Regions from separate parts of the Homo sapiens genome. Here regions 2 and 3 are each linked to region 1. A link is a loop called in an ENCODE intact Hi-C map of the cell type or tissue named here. Cell type or tissue: natural killer cell. All regions are shown on one strand.

Region 1 (2,500 bases):
TATGCTATTACAGAAACAGTCAACTCTGCAAAGAAAAGGAGACCAGCAAGGTAATGAAAATGAACCATCCATGGCAATGGGGATCTCAGGGGTAAGGAGGGGCCTCTCCTTGCTGCCATTCACTACAACAAGTAGCTCTTGCATGGCAGTCTGTGTTGGAGTTTGTCACGCACGAGTGGCCAGGCTCTTCCACCCACAGTGCCCACATGCTAATGTGATGAGGACAAGGTTGGTATGTAGAGTGTTCCCAGCCTCCCCACCATCTTTTCCAACACCATGTTTGCTACCACCCACCACCAAAATTGTCTTCCTTGCCTGCTCCATTTCTCCTCCCCCAGCTCTCAAAAAAGAGTTCCATCTTGGCCATCCAGGTTCCCAGGATGGGGAGGATGGGGAGAGATGGGCAGTGTTGCAGAGACAGGAGGGAAGGGGTAGTATTCTGGTTTGCTAGGTCAGTTCCTGACTTCTCCTTTGTAAAAAGGAATTTGGGTCAGAAGTAAACTAGAAAGAAAACTAAAGAAGAGTGGAGTCAAGGAGGAGAAAAAGGAAAAGAAAATGAAAACACAGATGTTAAGCCCATCTAAATAATGGAGATATGGAAGAACCAAAGGGAGATGGCACAAGAGATTGACTGGATATAGGAGAGTTTGGAGTGTTTCGTAGAGTGGATGTTTTTTGAAGCATAAGGAAATGAGACAGAGAACTAAAAGCAGGTCTCATTCTTTTCATTCCTTTGAGAGATGTGCATAAAGATTGAAAATCTCTTACTTTCTTTTGGTTATTGGATTGTGCTTCTTTGACTATAACTTAATGTAGAGACTGGGTCACAAGGACTCCCTGCATTCACTCAAGTTACATTAATAAAAATTCAAAACTGAATGAGTAGCATATTCTTAGGGCTTGAAAGGCAAAAGCATAAAAATCAAGAAGTGGCCATAACTTCTCAGAAAGGTATTAATAAGCTTTGGTAATTTTGGGAATGACAAAGAATGAGGAGAGGAATGTGCAGCAGCAACCGCAAGAAGCCCCTCTTCCCTGCCCTCCGAGAGCTCGGCGGGTTTTCGATGCTTGTCTTCCACTGAGGTCACCAGGTCTGAGCTCCATTTCCTGGGCACACGCTGACTAAGGAGTAGCTCCTCCCTCGCTCTGTTCATTGTACCTCCACTTGTGGAGGCCACGGTGACATTAGCTCTGTTGGCTACCACATCCCACCGTTGACTCATATGAAACTTCCTGTCAACTAAAAACCCAACACCTTTTCACTTGTGCTGTTGACCCAGGTATCCCACATCCTGTGTGTGTCTGGTGAGCATCTGAGCCCCAGTGTGAGCAAAGGTCTCTATCACCTTGCATCTTGGTGTGCAGTTATTTTGGCCCAGTGTTAATTTCAGTCCTCTTCAGACCTGCCTCTCACCTTCCTGGTATTGTCCATCCCTCTGACCTTCCCACTTGCCCCTCGGTGATAAGACAGTTTAGTGCCACATGTGACACAGAGCCCCAGCCTTCAGATCCCAGTCTGGATGCCAAATCTTATTGCATTAATTGCTGTGAGACCTTGGGCAAGTTGCTTGCCCTTGGTTACATATTTATTTCCTGGTCTGTGAAAGGGTAATACAACCTCTCTTACAGTCAGGCTGTGAGGGATAAGATAAATAAGCTTTGTAAAATATTGGCAATAGTTGCTGACACAGGAGTTTCTCAATAAATGTTCACCCTTCCCTCACCTATTTCATTCCAGTCATTGATAAAAGGGCTGAATAAGATATGGCCAAAGACAGAGTCCCTTGACATGCCACTAGAGACCCTCATCTAGGCTGATGTAGTTAGATTTATCCATTCCATTTGGGTATGGCCCTTTAACCGGTTCCTAATCTATTGAATTGCACTAGCATCCAGTCCTAACTCTTCACCTTGAGATGCGCATGAGACACCTTGCCAAATATCTTGCTCAAGTCCAAACAGATCACATATTTCTCACTTGCCTGTCTAGAAATCCAAAAGGGCAAGTGGGAGAGCCCAGGTGTGGGAATCACAGCGTTTCAGCCACAGTAGTGGGGAGGAGTGGGGTGGGCACAAGTCATACTTTATATTTGATTGCCAGAATGTTGGGCTCCCAGAGAGAAGCCCTGTTTCCCAGCAATGTGCCAGGTAGGCAGACAAGGCAAGAAGTATGACCAAGTATATTCTGTTGCCCAGGAGCTGGCCCAGAGGAGGTGGAAATGTGTGCTGAACTAGGACTTAGGGACCAGAGTTCTAGTCTTACAGTTACTGGGTGACATCAGGCAATCTTGTAACTTCCTGACCTGTTTCAGCTCAGCCACACTGAGCAGATCCTCACTATGAACTATGCCCCTTTAGCCCTTAACTGTTTGCCCAGTTCCTCCCTAGGCTCAGGAAATGGAAGTATTTGACCTGCTGGGTAGTACACATATCCCAGAGTGAGGGTGATGAATACATGGCAGGGTTCCAGGGAGTATAGGGAGCTATACCAAAGGCACAG
Region 2 (2,500 bases), 220 kb after region 1:
TTATTTAAAAAGATTGAGAATTATGTTAAAGTTAAGAACTTTTATTTATCAAAATACGCTTTGAAAAATAAAAAATACAAGTTACAGACTGGAGAAATCTATTTGTGATACATAAAAATGCCAAAAGATTAGAATGAGCAACACAGAAATAACTCACAACTTGTTAGGAAAAGCACAAACAATGCAAGAGAAAAAAATGGACAAAGACATTAAAAAGTAAGTTGCAGAAGAAAAAACATACAAAGCCAATAAACATATGAAAAGATGTTTAACATCCCTAGGAATCAGAGAAATGCAAGTCAAGGCCACTAAGAGATGCCATTCTACATGCATTTGGCAGAATTTCAAGCAGTTGAAGCCAAGTGTTGGTGACGATGTGGATTCATGGTGTCTCTTTCACAGTGCAGGTGGGAGTGTCAATTGGTACAACCACTTTGTTTAAACCGTGTGACTTTATCTCCTACAGCTGAACATTTAGATACCTAAAACTCAACAATGAACACATGTTCAGCAGTAGACATTACCAGAATAATCACAGCAGCACAGTTCACAATAGCGAAACCCTGGAAACACCAATTATTGTTCATCAGCAGGAGAATAAATAAACTGGTGTGTTCTCACTATGTACGACAGTCAAAACACATTGATTGGAGTTTCTGTTTGAGAAGATGAAATAAGTTCTGAAATGGATGGTGGTGATGGTAGCACAAGAATGTGAATGTACTTAATGACACATAATTATACACTTAAAAATGGTCAGAATGGCAAATTTTATGTTATGCATATTTTACTACAATAAAAAGTTAATTATAGTAAACTTGACAATGTGGATATATCTTTGATAATATTAAGAAAAAAGAAATTTCCAAAGATGACATAGAGCATATCTTCTTAATAAAGTTTAAAAAACTAAAATTGAAAAAACGCTTTTTGTGGCTGGATCCAGTGGCTCACACTTGTAATCCCAGCACGTTGGGAGGCCGAGGCAGGTGGATCACCTGAGGTCAGGAGTTCGAGACCAGCCTGCCCAATATGGTGAAACCCCATCTCTACTAAAAATACAAAAATTACCTGGGTGTGGTGGTGCGTGCCTTTAATCCCAGCTACTCGGGAGGCTGAGACAGGAGAATCACTTGAACCTGGGAGGCGGAGGTTGCAGTGAGCTAAGATCACACCACTGCACTCCAGCCTGGGTGACAGAACAACTCTGCCTCGGGGAAAAAAAAAAAAAAAAGCTTTTTGAGAAAATATATCATAGAATTCAGGATGATAGTTACGCAAATTGAGAAAGTCATCTTATAGTTTAATATGTGCTATTATGAAGGGACTGGCTTTTGTTAGATGCCAGCTTCACAGGTATTTATCACATTAAAAGAAGAAATATGAAAGGGAACAAAAATGGATAGAAGAAAGAAGGGAAGGGAGGAGAGAGAAGGGGGTCCATTTGTAGGTCAAATATGAGATTATGCCATGAAGTAAGGATTTTGATTAATTGCACTTTGGTCACCTGGGACTCTTTTTAAAAAATGCTAAAATGGACTATTGTTTAGCAATACATACACAAGTGAAACATGTTTCTAAAAAGAAAAGGTATGGCTAACACAACAGACAGGACAGTGGCTGCACTGGGGTGAGACGGGTAATGCATTTGAGGCTTCCAACATCCTGGCTCTCAATTTCTTAAACTCAGCCATGGATACATGCTTGTCCATTTTATTATTATTTGTCATGCACACACATACTTTTCATGCACTCTTTTGTATGTATGATTTATTTGACAGAGAGTAAAAAAGAAGAAAGAAAATTTAATTAATTAGAATACAAAGAAACAAAAGAGAATTTTTAATGTTCTCTGAAAACACTAACAATCAAATCCCTGGCAAGTTTGATCAAAAAAGAAATAGAAAAGGCCCATATGGCTGGGCATGGTGGCTTACGCCCGTAATCCCAGCATTTTGGGAGGCCAAGGCGGGCAGATCATGAGGTCAGGAGTTCGAGACCAGCCTGGCCAACGTAGTGAAGCCCCATCTCTATTAAAAATACAAACATTAGCCGGGCATGGTGGCCCACACCTGTAATCCCAGCTACTCGGGAGGCTGAGGCAGGAGAATCGCTTGAACCCGGGAGGCGGAGGTTGTGGTGAGCCGAGATCATGCCACTGCACTCCAGCCTGGGCAACAGAGTGAGACTCCACCTCAAAAAAAAAAAAAAAAAAAAAAGGCACATCTATTCAGAATGATAAAGACAATATAACTGCAGTTACGGTAGATATTTTTTAACTCCCAGGAGAATACTATGCACAACTGTATGCCAATAAATTAGAAAACAGACAAAATAAGTAATGGTCTAGAAAAATGTGTAACAGGATATTAAAATGGGACTATCTCCACCTTAGCTTTAGCTGAGACTCTAGAGACCAAGAACAAGCTACCAAATGTTTCCCATTCCTAAACAAGATGCCAAACCACCTTGCCTCCACTGGACAAGCTAAGGCTTTGAA
Region 3 (2,500 bases), 310 kb before region 1:
TGGCGCTCAGGCCTCTGCGTCTCTCTCTTCCCGTGTATGCAGAGTCAGCTGCCCTGCCCTCGTGGGTCTGTGTGTTTGTGAGCGTGTGTCTATTCGTGCCATGAGTGTGACACCTGTGGGTGTGTGCTTGTGTGAGCTGTGTCTGTGTACACCCTCACATGTGTCTCTTTGTGGGGCTTTCTTCCAGGCCTGTGATTCTAAAATCAACACAACCAAATCCACACTCGTCGCTGGCTTTCCCTGCCCTGCTGTGGAGCACATGAACCCGGGGACGCATTCGGCTTTCCTTTGGTAAGTGAAGGCAGGTCTTTCCTCTTTAAAGGTAAATTCCAGGAGGATGAACACTATAGAGGAATTGTCCCGGAGATAGCTGGCTGGTGGCCAATTCCTCTTGTAAAAAAGATCCCCCGTGTCTGTGGAGCCAAGATGAAACAATTCTTTGGAATTAACCAAGCTAATTTTGACGAGCAAACATTTTGCTACAATGAAAGTTTTTATTGTAACACATAAAAGTCAAAACAACACCCAGTCCCCTTGGGGGAGACAGGCGGGTGGTAAGAAGAAAAACAGCGCACACACAAGCTCTAACTAATCATTGTGAAATCAAAAGTGCTCCTGGCTGCCAAATTAAATGCGACTAAAAATAACCGTGGATAGGAGCCGCTGAGGGGCAGCCCCGGAAGCTGTTGATTCTTTGGCTTACTTGAGGAATCACAAACCCCGAGCCCTTCAAGCACAAGCCATTGTGTTCCAGGGAAGGGTAAGGCCCAGACAAAGGGCATTTTAGCTTCTGGAACATTCCACAGGCCTGGGCCAAGGCAGCGGTGCCTGGCTGGAGTAAGGAAGGAAGCTGTGAAGCTGCCATTTCTATGGTGCCTAGTGCTCTCTGAAGCCAACCCCAGCTGTCCCATAGATCCCCACATTTGGTTCCCACTGGGCTCCTCTCAGGGAATCATCACCCCTCCCAGCACCCCCCATCCCACCCCTCACTGCTCCCTCCACCTCTCACTCTTGCCTGGACCTCAGCCAAGACCAAGCTTCTCGGCTGTCTTTTGTGATGACTGGTGTCTTGGGTTCCCCGAGGTTTACATGACCACTGTGCTTCTCGGTGTGCCCCGTAACAAACACCCCACATTTTGGTGAAAGAAGCTCCCTTTGGTGGAAAAAGATTTGTATTGAGCCCTGGGGCTATGTGTGTGTGTGTGTCACAATAGAGGATGAACCCAACCTGGGAGGAGCTGTCTTTACAGAGTGTGTGGTTAGCACTGAATGATGTCACGTTAAACCAGAAAGCATTTCCTGCACTCCTGAAGTAGGGGGTGGGACTTGTCTCCAGAAGCAGGGCTCAGACACTGGACCAAATTGAGGACTAGCTAAGAGAGAGACCAGGCGGAAGCAGCTTTCATAAGACATGCCCACCAGTGTGTTATGTCAGTTTACCATTGCCATGGCAACACCCAGGAGTTACTACCCCTTCCCATGGCAATGACCTGATGACTCAGAAGTTCCCTTTGAAATTTCTGCATTGACCACCCCTTCATCTACATGCAATTAAAAGTAGGTATAAATATTACTGCAGAACTGCTCTGAGCTGCTAATCTCTGCCTATGTGAGCGTAACACTGCTGCTTCAAGAAAGCTGTTTTCTTCTATCCTACCACCCACTTGCCCTTGAATTCTTTCCTGGGTGAAGACAAGAACTCTCATGGGCTAAGCCCCAGTCTGGGGCTGGCCTGCGCTGCATCACTCCTACTTGATACTCAGAACTGTGCTGGCCCTAAGACACAGTCTGGGCTTCCAGGAGCTCACACTCAGTTATGAGAAGGGGTACATAGGCACATAAATAACTTTAAAAATCTGCCCATTGTAAGAAGTTTGCAAACATATGCCCTGGGAGCCCAGTTCTGTTTGGCACAGTCAGGGCAGACTTCTTGGAAGAAAGGTCACTTGAACTAGCCTTGAAGGATCCAGACAGGAGAGAGGGGGACAATGTGTATTTCCTGGTGTTTTTCACTGCTTCTTCCCAGGTGAGCGTCCTGGGTCCCTAAAGATAGCACAAGGCTTTGACAGGCAGGACTCATTTTATCCTACACAGACCCCATCCATTCATCTCTATTTTTTCTCAACTCCGAAACACATCATCTGTCTGACAGGACATTTTCCAAAATGCATGTTCACTGCATACTTGGAAATAGGGTCATTTAGAGACAGATCTAGGAGAGGAGGAGAAATCAGCTTTTTTATCTGATATACTTACAGCAGGAGCCAGCCCTCTCTGTGTGGTGGTTTGGCACACAGACCTGAGAGTCAGATGGAACGAGGTCTAAATCCCTTTTTCTCTACTTGCTAGGGAGGGGTGTATAAAGTGGGAAAGTTCAGTTGATGCAGAGCAGGTGAGACCCAAAATTGGGGCTTAGCCCAGGAGGGTTCTTGGCTTCACTCAGGAAAGAATTCAAAGGTGAGCTGGGGTGTTAGACAGCTTTTTAAAATCCATGTGGCAG

What was found. Hi-C counts contacts between places; a loop is a spot of excess contacts. Peaks named below come from ENCODE experiments on the same cell type or tissue, not always from the same donor. Only the 100,000 strongest peaks of a DNase experiment are listed, where the experiment ranks them.
Region 2: it touches region 1 in a loop (2.7-fold over the local background); 2 of 110 quality-filtered maps call a loop at or near these places.
Region 3: a loop joins it to region 1, with 8 times the contacts of the local background. A loop is called at or near these places in 5 of 110 quality-filtered maps.

Annotation. Positions count from the first base shown.
Region 1 is chr15:69,713,111-69,715,610 of GRCh38, reverse strand. No RefSeq gene overlaps it. Among named protein-coding and RNA genes, the nearest start is that of LINC00593, 120 kb to the left of the region's middle. In natural killer cell, no CTCF peak of the experiment used is centred here; DNase peaks (open chromatin) are centred at 1,220 and 2,340; H3K27ac peaks cover 2,419 bases.
Region 2 is chr15:69,494,025-69,496,524 of GRCh38, reverse strand. No RefSeq gene overlaps it. Among named protein-coding and RNA genes, the nearest start is that of LINC02896, 32 kb to the right of the region's middle. In natural killer cell, no CTCF peak of the experiment used is centred here; no DNase peak of the experiment used is centred here.
Region 3 is chr15:70,022,188-70,024,687 of GRCh38, reverse strand. It overlaps LOC101929129 (a long non-coding RNA gene), which reads left to right. Exons shown (of 5, transcript XR_001751593.2): 1 at 1-61; 2 at 188-291. Among named protein-coding and RNA genes, the nearest start is that of MIR629, 56 kb to the left of the region's middle. RefSeq lists a cis regulatory region at 1,500 and an enhancer at 1,416-1,585. In natural killer cell, no CTCF peak of the experiment used is centred here; a DNase peak (open chromatin) is centred at 1,317; H3K27ac peaks cover 808 bases.